2 separate regions of the Homo sapiens genome follow, and region 2 is linked to region 1. Evidence: read pairs that join two places in POLR2A ChIA-PET (ENCODE). Cell type or tissue: B cell. All regions are shown on one strand. Each heading gives the region's core, and the rest is flanking DNA. Links, peaks and the distances in the headings are about the cores only. Region 1 overlaps CRYBB1 (crystallin beta B1). Region 2 overlaps TPST2 (tyrosylprotein sulfotransferase 2).

The links. Peaks named below come from ENCODE experiments on the same cell type or tissue, not always from the same donor. Only the 100,000 strongest peaks of a DNase experiment are listed, where the experiment ranks them.
Region 2: POLR2A ChIA-PET joins it to region 1 with 10 read pairs; 7 of 35 experiments call an interaction of 5 or more read pairs at or near these places.

Annotation. Positions count from the first base shown.
Region 1 is chr22:26,598,203-26,608,388 of GRCh38, reverse strand. It overlaps CRYBB1 (crystallin beta B1), which reads left to right. Exons shown (of 6, transcript NM_001887.4): 4 at 368-500; 5 at 6,368-6,510; 6 at 8,716-9,111. The coding sequence ends at 8,899. It also overlaps a transcript of CRYBA4 not described here. Among named protein-coding and RNA genes, the nearest start is that of TPST2, 13 kb to the right of the region's middle. RefSeq lists an enhancer at 349-991. In B cell, for the core only: no CTCF peak of the experiment used is centred there; no DNase peak of the experiment used is centred there.
Region 2 is chr22:26,525,053-26,542,406 of GRCh38, reverse strand. TPST2 (tyrosylprotein sulfotransferase 2) reads left to right here. Exons shown (of 7, transcript NM_003595.5): 3 at 689-1,618; 4 at 5,921-6,119; 5 at 9,662-9,712; 6 at 14,145-14,193; 7 at 16,140-17,354. The coding sequence starts at 777. The coding sequence ends at 14,186. Among named protein-coding and RNA genes, the nearest start is that of TFIP11-DT, 21 kb to the right of the region's middle. RefSeq lists an enhancer at 561-1,062. In B cell, for the core only: no CTCF peak of the experiment used is centred there; DNase peaks (open chromatin) are centred at 6,136, 6,926 and 7,296; H3K4me3 peaks cover 1,265 bases; H3K27ac peaks cover 2,500 bases.

The sequences.
Region 1 (10,186 bases), core at 4,235-6,734:
GTCTATGTGTTCCTTGGCTCCAAGTCCTGATAGTACTTGAAGCATGTATGAACCTTACATCTAGAGAAACAGTGTGCTCAGATAATCACACACATTTATCTCACTTAATCCTTCACCAACTCCAAGGAAACAGGCATATGAGTGTAGATGAGAAACAAAGGCTCAGAGAGGTAAAGTCACTTGCCCATAGTCACACAGCCTGTAAGTGTCAGAGCCTAAAATCAAACCCAGACATGTTCAGCCCCCTTTGGACTTTCCTACTGTCCTCAGGGCTGCCTTGCCAGGGGAGAGAGAAAGGCAAGTAGGGAGTGGGGGCTTCTACTAACCATATGTCTCCTGTCTGCCTCATGGTCCTTCTTGTATCCAGCTGGGTCGCCTTTGAGCAGTCCAACTTCCGCGGGGAGATGTTCATCCTGGAGAAGGGCGAGTACCCTCGCTGGAACACATGGTCGAGCAGCTACCGCAGTGATCGGCTCATGTCCTTCCGGCCCATCAAAATGGTGAGTGGCTCTCCGGCTGGGGCTGGAGAATCAGCCAGGCGGGGCAGGGCAGGTGTAAGTCTGAGATCTGACAAGGGCAAGAAGGAGATGATGGTGGGTAGGGAGGCGTGGCAGCCTCCGAGTTGTCAAAGGACCGTGGATTCTTGAGCTCATCAATTCATCAGTGTCCTTAACACACTCACTACATACCCAGCTAGGAACCCTGGGCAAATGATAAGCACAAAAGCTTCCAAGTTAGAGCTAAAAACTTCAGCATCTTCCTTGATTCTCTTGATATCCCTGGCTGCACATTTAGACCTTACTGGGAGCTTTTTTTTTTTTTTTTTTTCCCAAAGATGGGGTTTTGCTGTGTCCCCCAGCCTGGTGTACAGTAGTGTGATCATAGCTCACTGCAGCCTTGAACTCCTGGCCTCAAGTGATCCTCCCGCCTGGGCCTCCTAAAGTGCTAGGATTACAGCCGTGAGCCACCATGCCAGGCCTGGGAAAACTTTTCAAATTTCAGTGCCCATTCGAAACACCAAACATGCTGGTTGCAGATCATGCAATGGCTAAGAAGAGGGATATTGTAGCCGGGCATGGTGGCCCATGCCTGTAATCCCAGCACTTTGGGAGGCTGAGGTGGGTGGTTACCCAAGGTCAGGAGTTCAAGACCAGCCTGATCAACATGACGAAACCCCGTCTTTACTAAAAATACAAAAATTAGCCGGGCGTGGTGGCGCATGCCTGTAATCCCAGCTACTAGCAAGGCTGAGGCAGGAGAATTACTTGAACCCGGGAGCCAGAGGTTGCAGTGAGCCGAGATCATGCCATTGCACTCCAGCCGGGGTGACGGTGCCAGACTCCATCTCAAAAAAAAAAAAAAAAAAAAAGGAGAGGGATACTGTAGAAACGCAGCTTGAACCTCTTAATAATAAGACAATATACTGAATTAGTTTCTTATAATATTTAACTAAGTCAACTTCCAGAAGATTCAAGGTCAAAATGGTGGCGATATCTCCAAGTGATTCACAGTTTTTTCCAGAATTAAGTTGATGATGAGTCATGAACCAGCTACATCTTACTCACCAATGTTAGTTGCTGATGGTAACCGACTTTTGTCTTCCATGATGGGAACATTTATAAGAATTTTCATGAATGTGCATTTGAGGCTATCAAGTGCCAACCACCAGCTGTTTTGACATCACCAAATTTATCTTAATGGATTATTCAAACAGATCATTCCCAACACTTTTCGCAGAATGTAAGACTGAATTATTTGCCTTCATGATGCACTCTCTGTAAGAATTCACAGATGTCTCTCTCAATCATTGAATGGTTCTTATATGCCAACCTATGTTAAGGGGTTTGTTTGGAAGAGTGATCAACCAGGGCATTTCCAGTAGCTTCTAGAAGCTTGCTATTCAACATAATAGGCAGTAGCCATATGTGGCCATTGGACACTTGAATTTTGGCTAAATGGAGATGTGTCATAAGTGTAAAATACATATTAGGTTTTGAATACATAGTAAAAAAAATTTTAAAGAATGTCAACAATGCATTGATATCATTATATTGGTTACATATTGAAATTATAATATTTTAGGTATATTTGTTTAAATAAAATATGTTATTAGAAATGTTTAGAAATCTCAAAGCCTAGACCCCACCCCAGACCAATTAATTCTGAATCTCTAGGGCTGGAACTCCGGCACTGCTATCTTTTCTATGCCCTCTAAGTAGTCCGTCTGTGCAGCCAGGGCTGAGATCCAACCATCTAATTCAGGGGTGCCCAATATTTTGGCTTCCCTGGCCCACGCTGGAAGAATTGTCTTGGGCTACACATAAAATACACTATCACTAACGATAGCGGATGAGCTTTAAAACAATTGCAAAAAAAATCTCATAATGTTTTAAGAAAGTTCACAAATTTGTGTTGGGCCACATTCAAAGCCATCCTGAGCCACATGTGGCCTGCAGGCCGCAGGTTAAATAAGCTTGGTCTAACCCTTCCTCTCTCTGCCCTGCCACAGTCCTGGTCCAGGCCACCATCATCTCTGACCTGGTCATCTTCAGCTCTCTCCCTGCTGGGTTCCCTGACTCCTTTCCAGCCCCCTGTCGTGGGAAGTTAGAGGGATCTTTTCAAAATAAAAAAAAAAAATAAACCTGACCATCTTCTACTTGAACCCAGACATTTTGGTTGGCCTGTTTCTATTTTCCTTTTTTTTTTTTTTTTTTTTTGAGACACATCTAACTCTGTTGCCCAGGCTGGAGTGTAGTGGCACGTTCTGGCTCACTGCAACCTTCACCTCCCTGGGGCAAGCAATTCTCCTGCCTCAGCCTCCCAAGTAGCTGGGATTATAGGTGTGCACCGCCACGCCCAGATAATTTTTGTATTTTTTATAGAGACAGGGTTTCATCATGTTGGCCAGGATGGTCTCAAACTCCTGATCTCAAGTGATCTACCCGCCTGGGCCTCCCAAAGTGCTGGGATTACAGGCATGAGCCAGTGCGCCCAACCAGTTGGCCTGTTTCTGCCAGGCTCTGGTTCTAGGCTCTGAGTGCAAAACTGTGCATCAAACAGACTAGGTCCCTGTCTTCATGGGACTTAAGCTACCCAGGGAGGCAGCTATCAAAAAGCTAATCATAAAAATCCATCTACAATTGCAAACTGTGGTAGGTGTTACACAAAGGCCATGCAATCTAACTAGGAAAGCAGAAGCAGGAACTGGGGGCTCAGATATTGTTAGAGGTGGGAGTGGTCAGGGGGTCATCAGGGAAGCCAGCTCCCAAAGTTTGGAAACCAACTCAGCCACGTGAAGAGCAGATGGTAAAGCCTTCCAGGGAACAGTGTGTGCAAAACTCCTAGAGCAACGATGGACTGGTGGGACCAAGAAAATTAAAGGTGGCCAACAAAGCTGCAGCAGAGGGAGTGGAGGAAAGAGGGAGGCAAGATGGGAGGGGAGGTGGTGGTGGAGACCAGGGTCTTGTAGGGTCTCATAGGTGGTGGCAAGTTCAGTCTTGACCCCTCTAGCAGTGGGGAGCCATTGACTAACAACCTTCCCAAGGCCCTCAAGACCGTAACAGTAATAAGTAATCATTGTTGTACTTTTACCACTGGCTGGTAATTGCACTAAGGGCATTTGTCTTGCCATGCCCCAAAGGGTCCCCTGTGCTTACATCCCTGCCTGGCACCTTGCACTTGCCTTCCTGCACCCTGGCCACACAGATATTGTCTTGCACATTCCCACCTCCCAGCTTTTGCCTATGCCTTCTCTGCCTCAGTGCCTTCCCTCAACCCTCCTTCCCTTCTCAGCTTTGTGCACTCCTCCTTAACCTCCAAGGTCCCTCTCTAGTGTCACTTCTTCCATGAAGCCTTCCCTGATCTGCTCTGCTTTTCTCTGGAAGAATTAACCAGTTCTTTCTTCATCTATAATCTCCTACTGGAGTCTTTCACAGAAGGATGCACTTACGTTCTGGGCTCCTCTTCCTCCTAGTGGTGGTGAATAACAGTAGATAATAACAGTAGATAATCACAGCATCCATTTTTAAGCACCAACTACGTACTGGGTATATTACCTGCCTTTTACATAATCCCTACAACTGTCCTATGCTACAGGCTATGATAACATGCATTTTAAAAGCAAGGAAACTGAGACTCAGAAGTAGAAAATGACTGGCCTAAGGCCACACAGCTGGGAGTTGCTGGGGCTGGGATTTGAACCAAGGTCTGTGGGTTTGAACCTAGACACTGAGGTCCGGCATCACTCTGCTATTTCCTGTTCATCTCTTTGGCTCTTCAAACCCTTGGGCCTAAAACAGTGCATGATGACTTTTGAAAAGATGGATGATCCCTGCCCTCAGAAATAACAGACGAACTTTAAAAACAAGATACAGGGTCATGAAAGCATTAAAAATAAGTGCAAGCCAGAACTGAATCATGTGCCCACATTCAAGGGTGGGCCTGGTTGTTTGTTTGTTTGTTTTTTGAGACAGAGTCTTGCTCTGTCACCCAGGCTGGAGTGCAGTGACACAATCTTGGCTCACTGCAACCTCTGCCTCCCAGGTTCAAGTGATTCTCCTGCCTCAGCCTCCTGAGTAGCTGGGACTACAGGTGCGTGCCACCACGCCCAGCTAATTATTATTATTATTATTATTATTTTGTATTTTTAGTAGAGATGGGGTTTCTCCATGTTAGTCAGGCTGGTCTCGAACTCCTGACCTTGTGATCCCACCCATCTTGGCCTCCTAAAGTGCTGGGATTACAGGCGTGAGCCACCGCGCCCGGCCAGGCCTGTTTTATAGTTGGACTGAACCGTGAGTTGAGTAGCCATGACAATCCCACGAAGCAATAGTAACCCCATTCTTTTTTGTTGTTGTTGTTTGAGACAGTCTTGCTCTGTCGCCCAGGCTGGAGTGCAGTGGTGTGATCTCGCCTCACTGCAACCTCCACCTCCCAGGTTCAAGTGACTCTCCTGCCTCAGCCTCCCGAGTAGCTGGGATTACAGGCACATGTGATTGCACCTGGCTAATTTTTGCATTTTTAGTAGAGATGGGGTTTCACCATGTTGGCCAGGCTGGTCTTGGACTCCTGACCTCAGGTGATCTACCTGTCTCGGCCTCCCAAAGTGCTGGGATTACAGATGTGAGCCACCATGCCTGGCAATAACCCCATTCTACAGATGAACAAACTGAGGCTCTGAAGGAGGCAGAGTAAAATGTCCAAGATCACCAGTGCATAAATGTCAGAGGCAGGATTTGTTTTTTGTTTTTTTTTTTTTTTTTTTGAGACGGAGTCTCGCTCTGTTGCCCAGGTTGGTGTGCAAGTGGCACGATCTCGGCTCACTGCAAGCTCTGCCTCCTGGGTTCACGCCATTCTCCTGCCTCAGCCTCCCAAGTAGCTGGGACTACAGGCTCCCACCACCACGCCCGGCTAATTTTTTTTGTATTTTTAGTAGAGACGGGGTTTCATCGTGTTAGCCAGGATGGTCTTGATCTCCTGACCACATGATCTGCCCGCCTCGGCCTCCCAAAGTGCTGGGATTATAGGAGTGAGCCATCGCACCCGGCCTAGAGGCAGGATTTGAACCTAGATCTGTGTTCCACCAATGTTCCACGTTTCACCTGGTTTGTAAGAAGCATTTACAAAAGGGCAATTGGTTAAACTCCTGATGGCACAGGGACACTGCTTAGGAATGAAGTGTTTCTCTGAAAGGTTCTGCCCCTCCCTGGCTGTGTGATGTTGATCAATAAGCTTGACCTCTCTGAGCCTTTTTGTCCCTGATCATAATTTTAAAAATAATAAATACTTTTTTTTTTTTTGAGACAGGGTCTTGCTCTGTCACCCAGGCTGGAGTGCAGTGGTGTAATCATATCTCGCTGCAGCCTCAACTTCCTGGGCTCAAGCAATCCTCCTGCCTCAGCCTTCCAAGTAGCTGAGACTACAGGCATGCACCACCATGCCTGGCAAATTAAAAAAAAAATTATTTTTTTGAGAGACAGGATCTTGCTATGTTGCCCAGGCTGGTCTTGAACCCTTGGCCTCAAGCAGTCCTCCCACCTGGGCCTCTCAAAGTGCTGGAATTACAGACATGAGCCATGGCACCCGGCCAATAAATGCATTTATTGAGCACTTGATGTATGCCAGGCATCGTGCTCAGTGCTCTATATGGATACACTCATTTCATCCTCACGAGGACCCTATGACGTGGGAGTTGTCATCCCATTTTCCTTATGTCTCCTTCCAGACTAGACAGCAGTGGTCCCTGGAGAGTCCCCCAGCAGCCTGAACAGGCTCATCTCTCTCGCTCCACACCCAGAAGGCCCCGCTAAGTTTCTTCTCTTTGTCCCATTTGTACTTCACACACCTGACCCGGCCTCTCTTTCCCCAGGATGCCCAGGAGCACAAAATCTCCCTGTTTGAAGGGGCCAACTTCAAGGGCAACACCATAGAGATCCAGGGGGACGACGCACCCAGTCTCTGGGTCTACGGCTTCAGTGACCGCGTGGGCAGCGTGAAGGTCTCCAGTGGAACGTAAGCATCCCTCCTGCCAGGTCCGCGTCCCCTGCTTCAAGCACAGGCAGAATCAGAGGCTGCTCCCCTTACAGGTTATAACATCAGATTCCTAGAGAAGGCCATGGCCCCTTCCACAGTCTCCCAGTGCTGGTTCCTGGGATCAGCCAACAGAGCTCTATTCCTCTGGGGAATAGAGTCACACTTTGAGGAATTCCAGGTCAGTGTAAACAAATCAGCTCTAAAAAGCTGTTAGATGGAGAAAATAGGAGCTGCTAAGCCTAGTTGGGGTTGAAGGAGTAATCAACTAAAAGGGCCGGCGCTGATGTGGATAGATGAGGCTGGATGCATCCAGGAGCAGGGAATATTCAGGGAAATCAGAAGCTTCTGGGAGAATGAACAGAATGAGTTCTGAGCAGTGAATTTGCATCATAAGATGGCCCTGACCCTGCTACTGACATGCTGAGGAACTCGAGTGAGCCTAAACACCTCTCTGCCTCTCAGTCTTGCCAGCTAGGCAATGGGCACACAAAATTCCCTGATCCAAGAGTGCCCTTCCTGCTCTGAACGCTCAGGATCTGAAGCTATCAAAACGGAGCCCCATGACCTTATGTCATGAGAATACATGGAAGGGCCAGATCAAAGGAGTCACTTTATCCATCCCCCTGCCTCCAAATGACCATGCCAGACACCCTTGATCTCCTCTAGGTAAACGTAAGGCTCTGTCTCTCCATTCCCAGACTTGTTCTGAGCTCCTGTAACACCATCATGGCTATGGCCTTTTTCTTGTTCCTTTCTGCCTCCCTGAAACCTATATCCCTGCCATTCAAGCCATCTGAAATATACGGAGCCTTGTCTGTGAGCCAGGCACTGTGCTAGGTACACTGGGGAAAGCAGCGATGAATACAGCCAAGTTCCTACCTTCAAGGAACTTACTTGGCCTAGCAGGGAAACCCAGATATACCTGTGAGATGGTGTCCAACAATACTAGGTAAAGAATGGGCCAGCCAGGGCAACTGTGTTGTAGGAGGTCAGAGGAGGAGAGGTTTCTAGGATTTGGCTGTGTATGTTAGGGCAGAGGGCAGGTCAAAGGTTTATCTGCAGAGGATGGAACTTAAACCAGGCTTTACAATATAGGGAGGGGGTCTGGCAGAAGCCTGGAAAGACCCTCTCAGCAAAGACAATGAGAGAAGTTAGAAATTAATCACTGATGATAACTTCTATTGAGTGCTTACTATGTACCAAGGACTGTGCTAACCACTTTAAATGAATAACTATTAAATCTTCATAACAAACCAAGGAGGTGGGTGCATTATCATCCCCACTGTACAGACAGTACATTGAGGTTCTGATACCTTATCCACCTAGATTCTCACAGCTAGTAAATCAATGGCAGAGCTAGGATTTGAACCCACATATATTTGATACCAGAGTATGTGTTCCCAGCTGCTACGCACTGATGCACTTACCTACAAAGAAAACCAATTTTTTTTTTTTTGAGATGGAGTCTCGCTCTGTCCCTCAGGCTGGAGTACAGTGGTGCAATCTCAGCTCACTGCAAGCTCCGCCTCCTGGGTTCACGCCGTTCTCCTGCTTCAGTCTCCCGAGTAGCTGGGACTACAGGTGCCCACCACCACACCCTGCTAATTTTTTTGTATTTTTAGTAGAGACGGGGTTTCACTGCATTAACCAGGATGGTCTCGATCTCCTGACCTTGTGATTTGCCCGCCTCAGCCTCCCTAAGTGCTGGGATTACAGGCTTGAGCCACCGCGCCCAGCCAAGAAAACCAATTTTTTGAAATAACACTTCCTCTCTTTCATTTGCTTCATTGTTAACCAGTCCCTAAGTCCTATTCTTGCTTCCTTGGATTTGTTCTCTGAGCCCTGCATCATCACGTTTAATGGGATGTGTATTCATATTCCTACCATGCACAGGCAACATGCTTAGCAAACACTTGAGGTGCATTCTCCATTTGGTCCCCCCCAGCACTCTTAATAAAACCAGGCACCGTGACCATGCTCACTTCCTAGAAAAGGAAACCGAGGCCTATCAGAGAGGCAAAGTCCTTGCCCCAGGGCACAGAGCAGGAAGGGATATAGCCAGGACAGAAGTGAGAGAGCAGCCGACTGCAGGGATCAATGAAGGACAGGCTGGTCTGGCAGGGGTCTGGGTGCCAGGCAACGAGACAGGCTGTCTCCACTCTGTCCTTCTCACTTTTCTCTCAGATGGGTTGGCTATCAGTATCCTGGCTACCGCGGGTACCAGTACCTCCTAGAGCCTGGTGACTTCCGGCACTGGAATGAGTGGGGAGCCTTCCAGCCACAGATGCAGTCCCTGCGTCGCCTGCGTGACAAGCAGTGGCACCTCGAGGGGTCCTTCCCTGTCCTGGCCACAGAGCCCCCCAAGTGAGTCCACACCTCACTCTGCTACCTTGCCCCAACCCTTCTTCATGTTCAATTATTTCCCCCATTTTTCCCAGGCAAATAAAATTCCCTAAAGCCAAAATTTCTCCTGGATCTGTAAACAGATGTGTGCCTTGAGGTCCCCCATAGTTACTGGGATGTGACTTCCTCGCTCTTAATAATTACAACGATAATAAAAGCAGCAAACACTGAAAAGTTCTTTCTGCCTGTTATGTGAGTCTACCAAATGTGTAGGCAGAAATGAATAAGGCCAAGTTCCTGCCGTCAAGGAGTTTGCTCCACCTAGCAGGGGAAACCCAGATACACCTGTGAGATGCTGTCCAAGGATACTAGGTAAGAGATGGTCCAGCCAGGGCATTCGTGCAGCAGGTCAGAGGAGGCAGGTTGGTTTCTGGGTCCTGAATGGATGTGTTGGGGTGGAGGACAAGTACTTGGCCTTACTCATTATGAAGACTGCTCCAGGAGGTTGGTATGAGGAAATTGAGGTTCAGAGAGGGGAAGTGATTTTCCCAAGGTCACACAGTTAGCAAGTCAAGACTTGAATTCAGGCTGTCTGGCTCCAGAGCCTGTACTCTTCAAGACAAATCTATAAATTTTTTTCAAACTGTAGCCAGTTGAGCATCCCCCCTCAGGATTTTTTGCACTGTCTGCATGCCACCTGGTCTACTTTTGACATATTTTTATTTAAATAGACTTATTTTTTGTCCTTAAATGCACTGATTTGTAAATAAATCCTTATAATGCTCCAAGAAGTGGAAAATCAGCATCATATACATAGAAAGCAATCACACAGGCTGGGCGTGGTGGCTCACCCCTGTAATCCCAACACTTTGGGAGGCTGAGGTGGGTAGATCACTTGAAGTCAGGAGTTGGAGACCAGCCTGGCCAACATCGCGAAACCCCATCTCTACAAAAATTCCAAAAGTTAACCCAGCATGGTGGCGTGCGCCTGTAATCCCAGCTATTCGGGAGACTGAGGTGGCAGGATCACTTGAGGCTTTAGCCTGGGAATTTGAGGCTACAGTGAGTCGTGATCATGCCACTGGACTCCAGCCTGGGCAACAGAGTGAGATCCTGTCAAAGAAAGAAAGAGAGAGAGAGCGAGAAAGAGAAAGAGAGAAGGAAGGAAAGGAGAGAGAGAGAAAGGAAGGAAGGAAGCAGGCAGTCGTATAAATAAATCAAATACAATTTAAAGAAGGCCAAGTATCAAATTTCCAGCAGATACCACTGCCTGCAACCTGTTCACTCTTCGACAAAATGGGAGATTAGCCAG
Region 2 (17,354 bases), core at 5,870-8,369, 68 kb after region 1:
CGAGACCCTGTTTCTAAAAATTAGCCAGGTGCGGTGGTGTGTGCCTGTAGTCCCAGGTACTTGGGAGGCTGAGGCAGAGGATTGCTTGAGCCCAGGAGTCCGAGGCCGCAGTGAGCTATGATCTCTCACCACTCAATGCACTCCAGCCTTTTTTTTTTTTTTTTTTAGACGGAGTCTCGCTCTGTCGCCCACGCTGGAGTGCAGTGGCGCAGTCTAGGCTCACTGCAAGCTCTGCCTCCCAGGTTCACGCCATTCTCCTGCCGCAGCCTCCCGAGTAGCTGGGACTACAGGCGCCCGCCACCATGCCCAGCTAATTTTTTGTATTTTAGTAGAGATGGGATATCACCGTGTTAGCCAGGATGGTCTCGATCTCCTGACCTCATGATCCGCTGGACCGGGTGGCTCATGCCTGTAATCCCATCACTTTGGGAGACAGGTAGGAGGATCACCCAGGCCCACGAGTTCAAGAGCAGCCTGGGAAACATGGTGAGACCCCATCTCTTTAAAAAAACAAAAAAAATTGAAAAAAGTGCCCAGCAGGGTGCCAGGCACACAGCTAGTGCTTATGAAAGGTGCCCTCTGCATTCATGTCAGCAGCCTCTTGTTTGCAGTTATAGGGCTTTGCAGTTATTGGAGAGCTCACAGCTCACAGACCTCCCTGACTATGCATGTCCCCCTCTCTCCCCAGATGTGAGCCTGGCGGGCTGCCCGCTAACCTGTCGCTGAAGCCCCAGAAGCGGGCCCTCAGGCCAGGCCTACCCTGCCTCCGGCCCAGCATGCGCCTGTCGGTGCGGAGGGTGCTGCTGGCAGCCGGCTGCGCCCTGGTCCTGGTGCTGGCGGTTCAGCTGGGACAGCAGGTGCTAGAGTGCCGGGCGGTGCTGGCGGGCCTGCGGAGCCCCCGGGGGGCCATGCGGCCTGAGCAGGAGGAGCTGGTGATGGTGGGCACCAACCACGTGGAATACCGCTATGGCAAGGCCATGCCGCTCATCTTCGTGGGTGGCGTGCCTCGCAGTGGCACCACGTTGATGCGCGCCATGCTGGACGCGCACCCCGAGGTGCGCTGCGGCGAGGAGACCCGCATCATCCCGCGCGTGCTGGCCATGCGCCAGGCCTGGTCCAAGTCTGGCCGTGAGAAGCTGCGGCTGGATGAGGCGGGGGTGACGGATGAGGTGCTGGACGCCGCCATGCAGGCCTTCATCCTGGAGGTGATTGCCAAGCACGGAGAGCCGGCCCGCGTGCTCTGCAACAAGGACCCATTTACGCTCAAGTCCTCGGTCTACCTGTCGCGCCTGTTCCCCAACTCCAAGTTCCTGCTGATGGTGCGGGACGGCCGGGCCTCCGTGCACTCCATGATCACGCGCAAAGTCACCATTGCGGGCTTTGACCTCAGCAGCTACCGTGACTGCCTCACCAAGTGGAACAAGGCCATCGAGGTGATGTACGCCCAGTGCATGGAGGTAGGCAAGGAGAAGTGCCTGCCTGTGTACTACGAGCAGCTGGTGCTGCACCCCAGGCGCTCACTCAAGCTCATCCTCGACTTCCTCGGCATCGCCTGGAGCGACGCTGTCCTCCACCATGAAGACCTCATTGGCAAGCCCGGTGGTGTCTCCCTGTCCAAGTGAGTGGAGCCCCTGATGCTTCCACTCAGACTCTGGCCCTGGAGTCAGAGGCGCCAGGCAAGAAAATCAGCACTGCCTTTCTTGAGCTGTGTGGCCTTGGGCAAGTCACTATATCTCTCTGAGCCTCCGTTTCATTATCCCAAAAAATGACAACAATTACTCCTCTCCTTTCTGAGAGAATCTGCAAACTTCGTGGGCTGTTTGTTTGTTTTTTGAGGCAGTGTCTCGGTCTGTTGCCCGGCTGGAGTAACAGCCGCCACCTCCCTGTTCAAGTGATCCTCCCACCTCATCTTCCTGAGTAGCTGGGACTATAGGCATGCGCCACCAAGCTGGGCTAATTTTTGTATTTTTGGTAGAGATGGGGTTTGCCCTGTTGCCCAGGCTGGTCTCAAACTCCTGGCCTCAAGCAGTTCTTCCACCTCAGCCTCCCAGAGTCCTGGGATTACAGGCATGAGCCACCACACCCAGCCTAGAATCTGCAAACTTTGAATATGCTTTGTAGTAAGGCAATAGTGGGTAAAGGTTAAGAGCACAGATTCCAGAACAAGGATGTCTGGGTTCAAACCTCAGCTCTGCCACTTCTTAGCTGTGTGACCCTGGGCAAAGCGACTCAACCCCTGTGCTTCCATTGCTTCATCTGTAACATGGAAATATAATTTGCCTACCTTATAGATACCTGTGGGCATCAAATAGGTTAATAAATGTTAGGTGCTATTATTACTATTTTAGTGTTGATACTGCTTTTATTGATGGAGTACCCATCCTCACCATTGTCATTTAATGAGTGCCTACTGTATGGCAAGTATTGGGTTAAGCCCCCAACAAGTTTATCTCCTTTAATCCTCACAGCAACCTGAGGACATAGGAACACCTCTTATCCACATTTTATAGACCAAAAAACTGAATCTCACAGAGGAGAAGTTACTGGCCTCAGGCTACACAGCTAACAAAGCATGGTGCTGGGATTGGAACCCAGGTCTGTTTTTTGGGGTTTTTCTTGTTTTTGTTTTTGTTTTTTTGAGACAGGGTTTCACTCTGTTGCCCAGGCTGGAGTGCAGTGGCACGATCCCAGCTAACTGCAGCCTCGACCTCTTGGGCTCAAGCAATTCTCCCACCTCAGTCTCCCGAGTAGTTGGGACTACAGGCGAGCATCTCCACACCCAGCTCATTTTTTTTTTTTTTTTCCTAGTAGAGATGAGATCTCAGTATGTCTTCCAGGCTGGTCTCCAACCCCTGAGCTCAAGCCTTCCTCCTGCCTTGGCCTCCCAAAGTGCTGGGATTACAGGCCCCTGGCCTATTGTGTTCTTAAACTCCCCATGTCCAGAACTCCTCCCATCCTCCCCTTCACTCCCCCTCATCCTTTCCTTTCCTTCCTCCCTCTGTCCCTTGCTCCCTGCCTTCTTCCATTGGAAAAGCTGCTGTCCCTATCCTGAGACCCAGAGCACTTTGAACAATGCTGGAGCAGAATATGCAGTTTCCACGCTTTCCCATCCTGATCAGGCTCTGGATAGCCTGAGAGCTCAGTGAAAGGGTGGTCCTTCCCATGGCTGGTCCTTCCCATGGCTGGTCCCTGCTGGGCCCCTTCCCAGGCCCAGAGCAGAGCTAGAGGCTCGCAGCTGCTCTCCGCTAGCAACAAAGTTCCTACATGCCGGGTACCCCAGCCAGTTGGTGCTGGAGCTAGGATTTTATAAATTATTATGACAAAAATATTAGATTACCAAAGTAATACATCTTGACTATAGAAAATTAGAAAAGATACACCAAAGAAGAACGGAGAAACAACCCATGATCTCACCACCCAGATCTTGATGTGTGGCCTACTGCACCATTTTCAGGGCCTGTTGATGAAACTGGAGTCCAACGAAACATACTCCTCTGTAGCCTTTTTCCACGGTGGTGTGGGAGCCCTTGCCAGTGGCAGCCAGCACTCTTTGGTAGCAGCATTTTTGTTGTTGTTTTGTTGTTGAGACGGAGTCTCGCTCTGTCACCCAGGCTGGAGTGTAGTGGTGTGATCTCGGCTCACTGCAACCTCCGCCTCCCGGGTTCAAGCAGTTCTCCCTGCCTCAGCCTCCCAAATAGCTGGGATTACAGGCACCCGCCACCACGCTCTGCTAATTTTTATATTTTTAGTAGAGATGGGGTTTTGCCATGTTGGCCAGGCTGGTCTCGAACTCGTGACCTCAGGTGATCTGCCCGCCTCAGCCTCCCCAAGTGCTGGGATTACAGGCATGAGCCACCGCGCCTGACCTGCAGCATCATTTTGAATAGCTGTGCGACAGGCTGCTACACGGATTGCCATATTCGACTTCACATTCCCTATTGTTGGACACTTCGGTTATTTCCAGTTTTACTGATATGTATCAAGCATTGCCCTCATTCATGTTCTGGGATGTGTCCACCTCATTTCTGCACCATAAAGTCCTAGAGACACAAGGATTTTGGCAAAAGCCATGCACATACTCAAGATTTTTGACATATTGGGTAGAGTTAAGATTTAAATCCAGGTTTGCAGCCTCTGAATCTGTGTTCTACCCACCAGTCCACACCCTTTCACCTTCCCCTGTTCTCCTCACCTCACGCCCGGTCTTGTCTTCCTTTTGCTGCCTCTTTCTGTTCTTTCCCAAGTCACCTCTTAGTTGGGATGAAAACATTTAGAACTAGGCCCTTGATCCTGGGGGTTCCCCACCATTCATCCTGTCAGGCCCCTGAGTTATAATTGGTAAGATCTGCATCATTCAGGTGGCTTGGGAAGCCTGTTACAGGGAGAGTTAGGAAGCAGGTTGAAGATGATGGTTATTCCATGGTAGCTGTGAAAAGTTGGAAACAACCTAAATGTCTGTCTTCAGGGGAATGGAAAAATAAGTGATGGAGGAAGGCTACATAGCTGGCAAAAAGAGTGAGGTATTGAGTGGGGAAAAAAAACTAGCGTATTTGTTTTACAGCTGCAGACGCGCGTTTGTGTGTGTGTGTGAGAGAGAGAGCGTGTGCACAGGAGAGAGAGCATGCTAACCCTTATTAAAAATTTACAATGTGTTGGCCAGGCACAGTGGCTTATGTCTGGAATCCCAGCACTTTGGGAGGCCGAGGCGGGCAGATCACTTGAGGTCAGGAGTTCGAGACCAGCCTGGCCAACATGGTGAAACCCCGTCTCTTCTAAAAATACAAAAATTAGCTGGGCGTGGTGGTACATGCCTGTAGTTCCAGCTACTTGGGAGGCTGAGGCATGAGAATCGTTTGAACCCAGGAGGTGGAGGTTGCAGTGAGCCAAGATTGTGCCACTGCACTCCAGCCTGGGCAACAGAGTGAGACTCCATCTCCAAAAAGAAAAAACTTACAATGTGCCTACGCTCTTCTAAGCACTTTCTTTGTATTAACTCATTTACTCTTCAGACAACCCCAGTGAGGTAGGTACTACTATCATTGCCAATTACAGAAGAGGAAACTGAGGCCCAGAGAGGTGAAGTAACTTTCCCAAGGCCACACAGCTGGGGAACAGCTGGCGTCTGAACCCAGGCAATCTGGCTCCCTGGTTTGCTCTTAACTACTCTACAAGAAAAGGTTAGAGAAGGTGGTGTGCTCCACAGTGCAAAGACTGAGTGCCTGTAGGAAGCCGATGGGCTGGCAGTGATGAACACAGTGGCTTTCAGCTTTATCATTAGTGTTTTATAACTTTTTTTAGGGACAAAATATTCATGTTAGTCATACACATTAAAAAGTGTTTCTTTTTTTTTTGAGACAGGGTCTTGCTCTGTTGCCCAGTCTGGAGTGCAGTGGTGCAATCACAGCTCAGGCTCACTGCTTCTTCAACCTCCCGGGCTCAAGCAATTCTCCCATCTCAGCCTCCTGCGCAGCTGCTGGGACTACAGGCGCTTGTTACCATGCCCAGCTTATTTTTGTAATGGGGTTTCACCATGTTGCCCAAGTTGGTGTCAAACTCCTGAGCTCAAGTGATCCTTCTGCCTTGGCTTTCTGAAGTGCTGGGATTACAGGTGTGAGCCACTGTGCCTGACCTAAACTGTTGTTATTTTTTAAGCTGGAGAAGAAAGCAGAATGTATGTACCAATGGTGTATACTGCTAGTACTTTCTTCTGACTTCTCACTGCATGCTGTGTTCCCATTGTACAAAGGAGGTATGAGGAGGCAAAAATGACTCACCTGCCATCTCACAGTTGATGGGGCAGAGCTGGGTGGAGGCCAGGTTTCTCCAGTCTTTCCTGCTGCCCCAGAGTGGCTGAGCAGGGAATCCGCTCAGGCGCCATCTGGGTCTGCCCTACCCTCTCCAGCGTCTCCTCTCTCCCCAGGATCGAGCGGTCCACGGACCAGGTCATCAAGCCTGTTAACCTGGAAGCGCTCTCCAAGTGGACTGGCCACATCCCTGGGGATGTGGTGCGGGACATGGCCCAGATCGCCCCCATGCTGGCTCAGCTCGGCTATGACCCTTATGCAAACCCCCCCAACTATGGCAACCCTGACCCCTTCGTCATCAACAACACACAGCGGGTGAGTGTGCACCTGTACTTGTGGAAGTGTACTCTTGGGGATATGGGGCTTCTGCAGATGTGGAAACTCCAGCCACCTGAGGAAATGTTCAGTCTCTCAATTCCTGGTCATCTGATTTGTTCCTGTCTGATGGACACAGTGAACTACATGATTGCTTGTATTTCCATTTTGCTTGGGCTGCAGGGAAGCTCAAAGCCAACTGGTAGCCTGTCTCTCATACTCTAACATCTAACAGCAGGCCAGCTTGTACACTAATTTCATCTTATTTCTCTAATTTTATTTACATTTTTACCCCTATTTCCCTGGCTATTTGTTTATCTGTTTGTAAGGCACCTCAAGTCTTTGTTGAGAGGGGGTATAAATAAATAAACTATTGGTCCCTTTCTTGTCTTATAAGGTTTAATGTGGATTTCTCAGACAAATGTGAGTTTAGGGCTGTTTAAATTATGCTTAAAATTCTCCTTAGTTAAGATGGTGAAGGGAAATGACTTTTTTGTTTTGTACTGTTTTGTTTGAGGCATGGTCTTGCTCTGTTGCCCAAGCTGGGTGCACTGGTGCAGTCATAGCTACTGCAGCCTGATACTTCTCGGCTTAAGCCATCCTCTCACCCCAGGCTCCTGAGTAGCTAGGACTGCAGGTGCACGCCACCATGCACAGCTAATTTTAATTTTTATAAAGGCGGGGTCTCGCTACGTTGCCCAGGCTGGTCTAGAACTCCTGGCCGTAAGGGATGCCCCTGCTTCACTCTTCCCAAAGTGCTGAGATTACAGGTGTGAGCCTCCAGTGACTGACAAAATGCTTTTGAAGTGTTAAAGTAGGCTAACACCCACTGGGTAAAAGAACAGTTAACAAGTTGATGGCCTTATTTATACGTTTCCATTACAGCTTCTAGTTTACTTTAAGTGCTGTGTTCTAACTTCCTTATAGGCAAATATTTGAAAATGGGACCCAGGCCTGAGGAAGAGCTTTCACAGCCCTTACTTCATTAAGACCCAGAGTCTTTAATTTAAGCTAAGCTCAGCATTTCTGAGCGTGTGCTGATTTTAGGAAATAAACAGTTATCGTATTGAATCACAACGGAAAAAAGTTAATCGTCTCTTAGTTCCGTAACTCTTCAGTTGGCTCAAGAAGAAAGTTTCCATTTGGTGCTAAAAAGTCATTACCACCTCTCTAGCACTCACTGATCTCTCTTTAACAAAGAGAATTTACTAACGCTGAGCTTTGGGGGCTGTGCCCTTGTAATTGAAGTGTAAGCTTTGTCTGTGGGTCTCGTGAGTTCCTCTTCCTCTTGACATTAGTTGATTTTGCAGACATCTATTTATGGAAATACTCAGAGATTCAACGTACATACCAGCCGACATTGACAGGTGAATGGCTGCAACCCAGATGTGGTTTGTTATTTTTATTATAAATATTATTAATTTTTATTTTATTATTCTTTAATAATAGTAATCTTTAAACCCTACTTATGTGTTTTACATACTTTTATCTGCCTGTGGGTTGTACATGTATTATCAAAATAAAAAATTAATTAACTGGATTAAAAAGATGGTAGTGATCTCACAATCCAGCCCCAGGTGCTTCTCAGAAGCAGAGGCGAGGGCCGGCTGGGGACACTGCAGTAGTGGGCTGGATGTTGCTTACTTCACTGTTCTCAGCCAAGGGCCCAGCAGTGGCTCCTCTGGGGTCTCCTTAAAAGGTGGCTCGCTGCCCCTGGCTTGCCCCAGGCTATGGGTCGGACGTTCCTGGAGTAAAGCCTGACTTTATGTATTTTATAAAACACAAATAATTTTCATGAGCACTGGTGGTTAACATCAACTCTTTGGAGCTTTTTGTGTTTGTTTATTTAAAATGGAAGCTGTCTCTCATTTTCATCCAAAGAGATTTCTTCCCTGGGGCGGTCAACAAGTCTTGGCAAGTGCTAGATCCCTGGTTTAGTTTTTGCCATAGCTTGGCTGTTACTGCAAAGAAAAGTCCTCTCACTAAGCCCTGTGAGTTTGCATGCATGCCTGTGTGCTTCTGTGAGTGCTGTGGACCCTGTGTGTTCCAATAATGGATCCTGGGGCTCAGTAAACACAGTGGCTAAAAGGACATCTATGCTGATGAAATCGTCTCTGCCTGCAGTGTCCCATACGGTAGCCACTAGCCATGTGTGGCCCCTGATTCTGTAACAGGAGGCTAGTCCAAAGTGAGAGGTCCTGTTAGGTGTAAAATACACACTAGATTTTGAAGGCTTAGGACAAAAAAGTATGTAACGTTTCTTATTAGTCACTTTTATATAAATTACATATTGAAATGTTAATATTTTACATAGGCTGGACATGATGGCTCATGTCTATAATCCTAGCACTTTTGGAGGCCAAGGCAGGCAGACTGCTTAGCCTAGGAGTTTGAGACCAGCCTGGGTAACATGGTGAAACCTCATCTCTACTAAAAATATTGAATATTAGCCAGGCATGGTGGCACGTGCCTATAGTCCCAGCTACTCAGAAGGCTGAGGTGGGAGAATCACCTGAGGCTGGGAAGTGGAGGCTGCAGTGAGCCGTGATCGCACCACTGCACTCCAGCTTGGGCTATGGGAGTGAGACCATGTCTCAATAGAAAAAAAAAAAAATTAGCTATATCAGGTTAAATAAAAGATATTGTTAGAATTAATCTCCCTTGTTTCATTTTATTTTAAAATGTGACTACTAGCGGAAAGGCCTGAAATGTTGTGGTTCTAACTTCAGGGCCTTTGCTCTGTTGCCTCTGCCTGGAGTGCTTTTTCTTCTGAGCTTAGCCTACCTATTTTTCCTTGTCGTTTGGGTCTCAGCTCAAAGGTTATCTATTTCAAGAGGCCCTTTTTATTTTTATTTATTCACTTTCTTAGAGACAGGGTCTCGCTCTGTCACTCAGGCTAGAGTGGAGTGATGTGATCATACTTCACTGCAGCCTCAACCTCCCGGGCTCAACCAATCCTCCAGCTGAGGCTGGAGTAGCTCCAGAGCAGCTGGGACGATAAGTGCATGCCACCATGCCCAGCTAATTTTTAATTTTTTAGAAATGGGGTTTCAGTGTGTTTCCCAGGCTGATCTCAAACTGCTGGACTCAAGTGATCCTCCTGCCTTGGCCTCCAGAAGTGCTGAGATTACAGGCATGAGTCACTGCGCCTGGCCCAAGAGTCCCCTCTTGACCACCCACTCAAAAGAAGCCCCCTGGTTACTCCTAATCCCACCTCTTTACTGTACTTTTTTCACAACAGTTCCCATGGTTTGCTATGTCCTTGTTTATCTGTGTTTATTTTTCTTGTATGTTATCTGGTGCCCCCTCTAGAATGGTAGCTCCAGGGGAACAGGAATTTCCATTATCTGGTTAACATCATGTCAACCAGACACAATGCTTAGAATAATGCCTAGAAGAAGAGGAGCTTAAGCAATGTTTGTTGGATGGAGGGATGGGTGGGTGGCGAGGTGGATGGGTGGATGACTGGATGTGTTGGGAATGACTAAATTTTATTTTTTGGCCATTTTCATAATAGTGATATTTCTTTTTCTCTTCCTTAGGTCTTGAAAGGGGACTATAAAACACCAGCCAATCTGAAAGGATATTTTCAGGTTAGAAACCCCAAGGGGAATTCCGAATTCTGTCTTTCTCAGCTATACCACCATCTGGCTGTATGCCCTTAGATGTGTCACTTCTCCACTCTGGTTGATGGTTTTCCCATTATAAAAAGGGGGATGTGAGCTGGCTGCCTGTAATCCCAGCACTTTGGGAGGCCAAGGCAGGCAGATCACGAGGTCAGGAGTTCAAGACCAGCCTGACCAAAACGGTGAAACCCCGTCTCTACTAAAAATACAAAAATTATCCGGGCGTAGTGGCACACACCTGTAATCCCAGCTACTTGGGAGGCTGAGGCAGGAGAATCGCTTGACCCTGGGAGGCAGAGGTCGCAGTGAGCTGAGATCACGCCGTTGCACTGTAGCCCGAGCGACAGAGCGAGACTCCATCTCAAAAAATAAAAATAAAAAATAAAGGGCTGTGGGGATGCGTGCTGGACCAGAGGGTCTCTAAGCACTGATCCAGCTGGGGCCACATCTCAGTGGCCCTTCTGCCAGGAAGCAGCCTCTCACTTCGTCTTCCGGCTTGAATGCAGTTGGAGGGACTTCGTGGGGACTTTTTCTTGGGCTTTCTTTCTTGTTGAGACTGGAGTGCAGTGGTGTGATCATGGCTCACTGCAGCCTCAATCTCCTGGGCTCAAGCAATCCTCTCACCTCAGCCCCTCAAGAAGCTGAGACTACAGACACACACCATCATGCCCGGCTAATTTTTGTGTTTTTTGTAGAGACAGGGTTTTGGCATGTTGTCCAAGCTTGAGTTGTATTATTTATAATAAACAGGTAGCAGTTAGTAAAGTGTTTTCCCTAGTGTCTTGTGAGCTGTTCTAGTGAATTATCAAACCAGAGTGGGGGTTGTGGGAACCTCCAGATTTGAAGTTGGCTGGGAAGAAGTGTGGATAGCCTGCGCACCCCATTGCAGCTGGCATCTAAAGTGGGGCAGTCGTGGAACTGGGCCCTTAATCTGTGGCAGCTGATGCTAAGTAAGTCTGGGAGCTGGTGTCAGAACTGAACTGAATTGTTGAACACCCAGTTGGTATCCAGATAATCAGAGAATTGGTCACTGATATTGGAAAGCACCCATAAGCCAATATCTGAAGGATTAAAACTAGGTCTGCCACACAAAGATCTGGATAGAAAAGGCTTCCCGGCAGAGGGAACTGTAAACGCCTGAAAGTGGGGAGTGTGGCCGAAACCTCTGGAGTGCGTATGCACTTTTGCATTCGTTGCAATTATATTTTTCTTTGTTTCTACCCCAATGTGATTTACAGGAATGTTCATTGCAATTTTCATGTTCAAACTGCCTTGTTTTGCTTTCTTAATATTTTCCTATCTTTTGAGTTTCACCGGCACCATTTTGGATGGCTACGTAGTGTTCTGTGGAATGCATGTGCTACCATTTACTAAACAGCTTCTTCAAGACCATTTCCAGTTTTTACAACATCCAGAATGACATTATGTGCACAGTGGAGGACAGTAGGGAGATGAGGGTTGGAAATAGAGGCTTGACAAAACTTATCTGCAGGGCAGCCCTCCTGAGCGTGGGGGTATGCCATTCCTTCATATTTTGTTCCTAAAAGCAACAAAAACCAGTCCCAGGTCAGCTAGACATCTTGCATATGTCATACACGGCAGGAAGTATAAACTGGCCCAACCCTTTTGTTTTTGTTTTTGTTTTTGTTTTTGAGATGGAGTTTTCCTCTTGTTGCCCAGGCTGGAGTGCAATGCGGTGATCTCGGCTCACTGCGGCTTCTGCCTCCCAGGTTCAAGCAATTCTCCTGCCTCAGCCTCTCAAGTAGCTGGGATTACAGGCACCGGCCACCACGCCTGGCTAATTTTTGTATTTTTAGTAGAAAGGGGTTTCGCCATGTTGGCCAGGCTGGTCTCGAACTCCTGACCTCAAGTGATCCACCCACCTCGGCCTCCCAAAATGCTGGGATTACAGGCGTGAGCCACTGCTCCTGACCCCAACCCTTTTGTAAAACACTTTTAGCCTTGTTGTTCAAGAGTCTTCAAAAGATCTGAACCCTTCCACCTGCTCCTGCTGATTCCTTTTTTTTTTTGAGATGGGGTTTCACTGTGTCACCCAGGCTGGAGTGCAGTGGCGCCATCTCAGCCCACTGCAACCTCCACCTCCCGGGTTCAAGCATGATTCCATTTTTTAGAAGTGAATTCTAAGGGAATGATTCAGTAGAGCTTCAGTACCCAACAGAAGAGAGGCAGAATCAGGATGTGATGTCATTTAAAATACTGCAAAAATTGGAACCATTCTTAGGTAAGCAGTCAGTAAACGGTGGTACATGCACTCCACAGAATATCTGTAGCCATCCAAAATGGTGCTAGTGAAACCCAAATGATGAAAAAATAGTAAGAAAGCAAAACAAAGCAGCTCATACTATACAATTGCAACTAATGTAAAAATGCATATTCAGGTGGACAAAAAAAGGCAACACGCAGGAGTTGGGTGCAGTGGCATGCCTGCAGTCCCAGGTTCTCAGGAGGCTGAGGTGGGAGGATCGCTGGAGCCCCTGTCTCTTAAAAACAACAGCAGCAACAACAACAACAAAAACGAAGGCAACGTGCAAAAATGAGAAGTTTCAGTTTGTGGATAATTCTCCTCATCCCCACTGTGTTGTTCTGCCTACATCATCTTTTTGGTTAAAACAAATACTAAATTAGTGCTCACTAATTCTGGCTACTTTCTTGACGTCAGCAAAAGATAGATCTCTGATTCCCACAAAGGGAGTGGGACCTCTCCCCAAACAACCAGGAAATGCTCAAAAGCCATGGTCCCTAGCTCTCAGATCGCATTAATTTTTTTTTTTTAAATTCAAGGCCAACACAGTGAGACCCCATCTCCCTACAAAAAAGAGAAAGCCTTAGCTGGGTATGGCACATGTGGCACATGTTCGTGCCACTGCACTCTGGCCTGGGTGGCAGAGTGAGACCCTGTCTCATAAAAAAGAATACAACTCAGGTACAGTCAAATGCAAGAAGCGTAGGGTGAGGTATGGGGGATGGGTCACAGAACATCCATGCCCTTTCCCGGCATGACACCCTCCCAGCCTCTCAATGTGTTTACCAACCAGGAAGCTTTCCAAATTCTGTCATTTAGAGATTTCATCATAGAGGCATGACTGATTAAATCATGGGTCATGGGTGATTGCCCAATCTCCAGCTCCTAGCCCCTAGACCCTCTCCCCTCTCCCCTCCCAGGAGGTCAGGGAGGGGAGAAGGCAGGTGGGGCTTAAAGTTCCAACCTTCTGGCTGGGTGTGGTGGCTCATGCCTGTAATCCTAGCACTTTGGGAGGCTGAGGCAGGCAGATCACTTGAGGTCAGCAGTTCAAAACCAGCCGGGCCAACATGGTGAAACCCTGTCTCTACTAAAAATACAAAAAATATTAGCCATTCGTGGTGGCACACGTCTGTAGTCCCAGCTACTTGGAAGGCTGAGGCAGGAGAATTGCTTGAGCTCAGGACGCGGAGGTTGCAGTGAACCAAGATTGCACCACCGCACTCCATCCAGCCTGGGCAACACAGTGAGACTCCGTCTCAAACAACAAAAAAAGTTCCAACCCTCTAATCATGCCTTGGTCTTTCTGAGACCCCTTCCCCTAATCCTGAAGCTATCTAGGGACCCCCAGCCATTAGTCATGTCATTAGCATGCAAAAGATACGTTTTGTTTTTTTTTTGTTTTTGTTTTTGTTTTTTTGATACCTAGTCTCCCTCTGTCACCCAGGCTGGAGTGCAGTGGCATGATCTTGGCTCACTGCAACCTCTGCCTCCCGGGTTCAAGCGATTCTCCTGCCTCAGCCTCCTGAGTAGCTAGGATTACAGGTGCCCGCCACCACACCCGGCTAATTTTTGTATTTTAGTAGAGACAGAGTTTTGCCATGTTGGCCAGGCTGGTCTCAAACTCCTGACCTCAGGTGATCCACCCTCCTCGGCCTCCCAAAGCGCTGGGATTACAGCCATGAGCCATGGCGCCCGGCCAAGATACCCTTATTCCTTCAGAGATTCCAAGAGTTTGGGGAGCTATGTGCCAGGAACTGGGGACAATGAACAAATATTTATTATTATACCACAGCTGAAATGCCATCTTGTAGAGTCCTTTCCTGGCCACCGTTTTTGAAGTAGCACAGATACTGATCACTCATAGCAGCCTGTCATATTGCCCAAGTTTGACATTTTCTTGCATCTGTGCGTGTTCAGTAGGCTTTTTCTTCAACTCGAACGTAAGTTCCGTGATCCTAGGTTTGGGTCTGTCCCGCTCACCACGCTATCCCAGCACCTGGCACATAGTAGATGTACAGTAAATACTACGTGAATAAGCATGTGCATGACTCAGTGATGCTGAGGGGTGACCCTCAATACAGCAAGGCATCCCTCACCTGGCCGTGACCCCTTCTTCTGTGTATTGTCTTTCTCCAGGTGAACCAGAACAGCACCTCCTCCCACTTAGGAAGCTCGTGATTTCCAGGTAAGCCTGTGGACTTCACTGGGGGTTCCCGCTGCTTCTGGGTGGCCCCGGAGCCACTTTTCTGAAAAGCCACTTTTCTGTCCTTCCAGAGCCTCCCTGGGGTAGACATGTCCACTAGGGTGGGCTGACCCAGCCCCATCAGAGGTTTCCATGGTGACAGACTGGGGGTGCTATTTATAGAATCAAGGCTTAGTTTTCTAGCTCTGGATCAAGGACAGGGAGAGGGATTAACGCTGAACCAACCAGAAAAAGGTTTGTCTGACACTGGGGACAGGGCAGGAAGCACCACTATGATGGGGGAGGGGGAGATTCTGGAACCATTTTTGCACAGAATGCTGTCTGCCAGTCTGGCTTCTAAAAACAGCATCAGCGTTGGGCCAGAGCAATTAATGTTCTAATAACAGTCACAAGTCGTTCTGTTCTAAGAATAACCCCCATGGCCGTTGGGCCAGGTACTGGTCCTGTGTTACTCATTTAACCCTCAGCATCCTTGGGAGGCGGATGACATGATCATTCCATTTTACAGAAGAGAAAACCAAAGCACAGAGAAGGAAGGGCTTTGACTTGCCCAAGGCTACACAGCCACCAAGGGACAGAATTCCTCCCAGGTTTGCTTTTAGTGAATGATTTTAAGTGCACATTTATCCATCCATATTCTACTAAGGGGTGGGGAAAGGGATTTTTTTGAACTTGGTAATTCAAAGATTTAAGATCTCCAGGTTTAACTCCCTTCAGCCCCTGTTTTCTTCATCTGGAGAATGGGGATTCATCATTGCCCACCTCTGAGGTTGGCCATGAGATGGCGTGAGCTGGCCCAGGTGGGAGTGCTTGGAAACCGTGAAGTGCTGGGCCCTCGCTGTGGACTTGGGCACTGGAGTTAAGGCTGCATGAGTGAGCTCACTTCCTTCTGTCCCCCAGCCTCTATGATCAGGTTAAAGGAAACCTCAAGAGAGGTTATTTTACATGGAAACACCTTCCAGCTTGGACTCTTATTTTTAGTCTCTGTATCTATTTTTAAACAATCAGCATATGTTTTAGTTTTTCTTTCAATTTACTTTGCTCCAACCTGCAAGGACTCTGTCATTATTAGGGTTCCCATCTTGAGTTGCACTAAGATCCCAGAGTTTTTGTTTTTGAGACAGAGTCTCACCCTGTTCCCCAGGCTGGAGTGCAGTGGCACGATCTCAGCTCACAGCAATCTCCACCTTCTGGGGTTCAAGTGACTCTCGTGCCTCAGCCTTCCAAGTAGCTGGGGTTACAAGTGTGCGCTACCACACCCAGCTAATTTTTGTATTTTTAGTAGAGACGGGGTTTCACCATGTTGGCCAGGCTGGTCTCAAACTCCTGGCCTCAAGTGATCTGCCCACCTCAGCCTCCCAAAGTGCTGGGATTACAGGCATGAGCCACCACACCTACCCAAGATCCCATAGTTCTATTCCAAAGAAAAGAACCCTCTCATGAAAAACAGCTTTCCTCCCTGTTCCTCACTAACTGTTCCCTCGCTGCCTTTCTGCAGATCATTAGTAGAATCCTGGACCTTCTCATTGACAAAAGCAGATTTGTTACTTGTTTTACTGTTTAAATGAGATACCATATAGAGGTGCTTTAGCTGAATCCTGGGTACAGAGTTGGCCTTGAACAAACATGAGTCCTTCTCTTGCCTCCAAGAATTCATCAGTATTTATCACATAATCACTGTCATTTGCTCTGTGTCCATAAGAAAAGTGTATATTTGAGGTCAAGTGGATGCAAGATGAGATGTGGGGAAGAACCCAGGAAACGTTTTTAAATTTAAACTCTCTCTGGCCATCTGGGATGCATTCTTAAAACATTACATGCTTATGCGAATGGATGAAGACAGTATGTTCTGCAATCACATGTATAAATATAAATGATCTATTTCAGAATTGTTACTCTGAGCCTAACACAGTCTTCCCCACTTTCAGATCTCCGCAAATGACTTCATTGCCAAGAAGAGAAGAAAATGCATTTAAGTGGAAATCGGACCTCTAATCCAAGCATATTGCTTGCTATTAATCGCCAAAACAGGACTGCTGATGAGGAATGTATTTGCATATGTTTGCAAAAGCTGAATCATTGAAAACGTACCTTGAAACTCTCTATCTCTGGACACTCCAGGGTAGAGAATGAAGGGTATGGAAGTAGTCCGGCTTTTGAAACTTAGGTATTTTATATTTTTCCCCTCAAGAACTTTTTTTTAAGAGACAGATTTGCCATCCTCCTTAATTTGCAGGACTGCCTTGGTGGCTTTGTTTGCTGGGACAAGGCCCACAACCTGTGCCTCTCCTATTGACCCTTACTTTGAATTCAAAGAATCTATTTAAGAGTTTAATATATGAGGCTTTCTTTGATTCCTCCTCAGTTCTACCTAGTTTCACAGAGGAAAAAAATACTCTTTGAATAAAGTGAACAGAGGCTCATTTGTTTGTGCCTTACTTTACTGAATGAATAGGGTTTTTTTTTTCTTTCCATACTGGATTTTGTCAGGTAGATTTGTGATGAGCAAAAAGCTGGAGAATATAGGTGCATGTAAGGCACAGCTGAATTCCTGTGTCAGGGTCCCCAGGGCCACCCCCAGGATCGATGATTGGCTAGAAGAACTCAGAATTCAGAAGAGCTATTATCCTTATGGTTATGGTTTATTACAGCAAAAGGATAAACATTAAAATCAGCAAAAGAGGCCGGGTGGAGTGGCTCACGCCTGTAATCCCAGCACTTTGGGAGGCCAAGGCAGGCAGATCGCCTGAGGTCAGGAGTTCGAGACCAGCCTGGCCAACATGGTGAAACCCCGTCTCTACTAAAAATACAAAAATTACCTGGGCGTGGTGGTGTGCACCTGTAATCCCAGCTACTCAGGAGGCTTGAACCTGGGAGGCGGAGGTTGCAGTGAGCGGAGATCGTGCCATTATACTCCAGCCTGGGTGACAGAGCAAGACTCCATCTCAAAATAAAATCAACAAAAGAAAAAGGTGCATAGGGCAGAGTCCGGGAGAGACCGGCCTCAAGCTTCCAGTTGTCATCTCCTGGTAGAGTCTTACAGACACACTTAATTTTCCCAGCAATGATATGTGACAACACGTACTAAATATTACCAGCCAGAAAGCTCACCCTAGCCTTGGGGTCTAGGTTTTTATTGCATG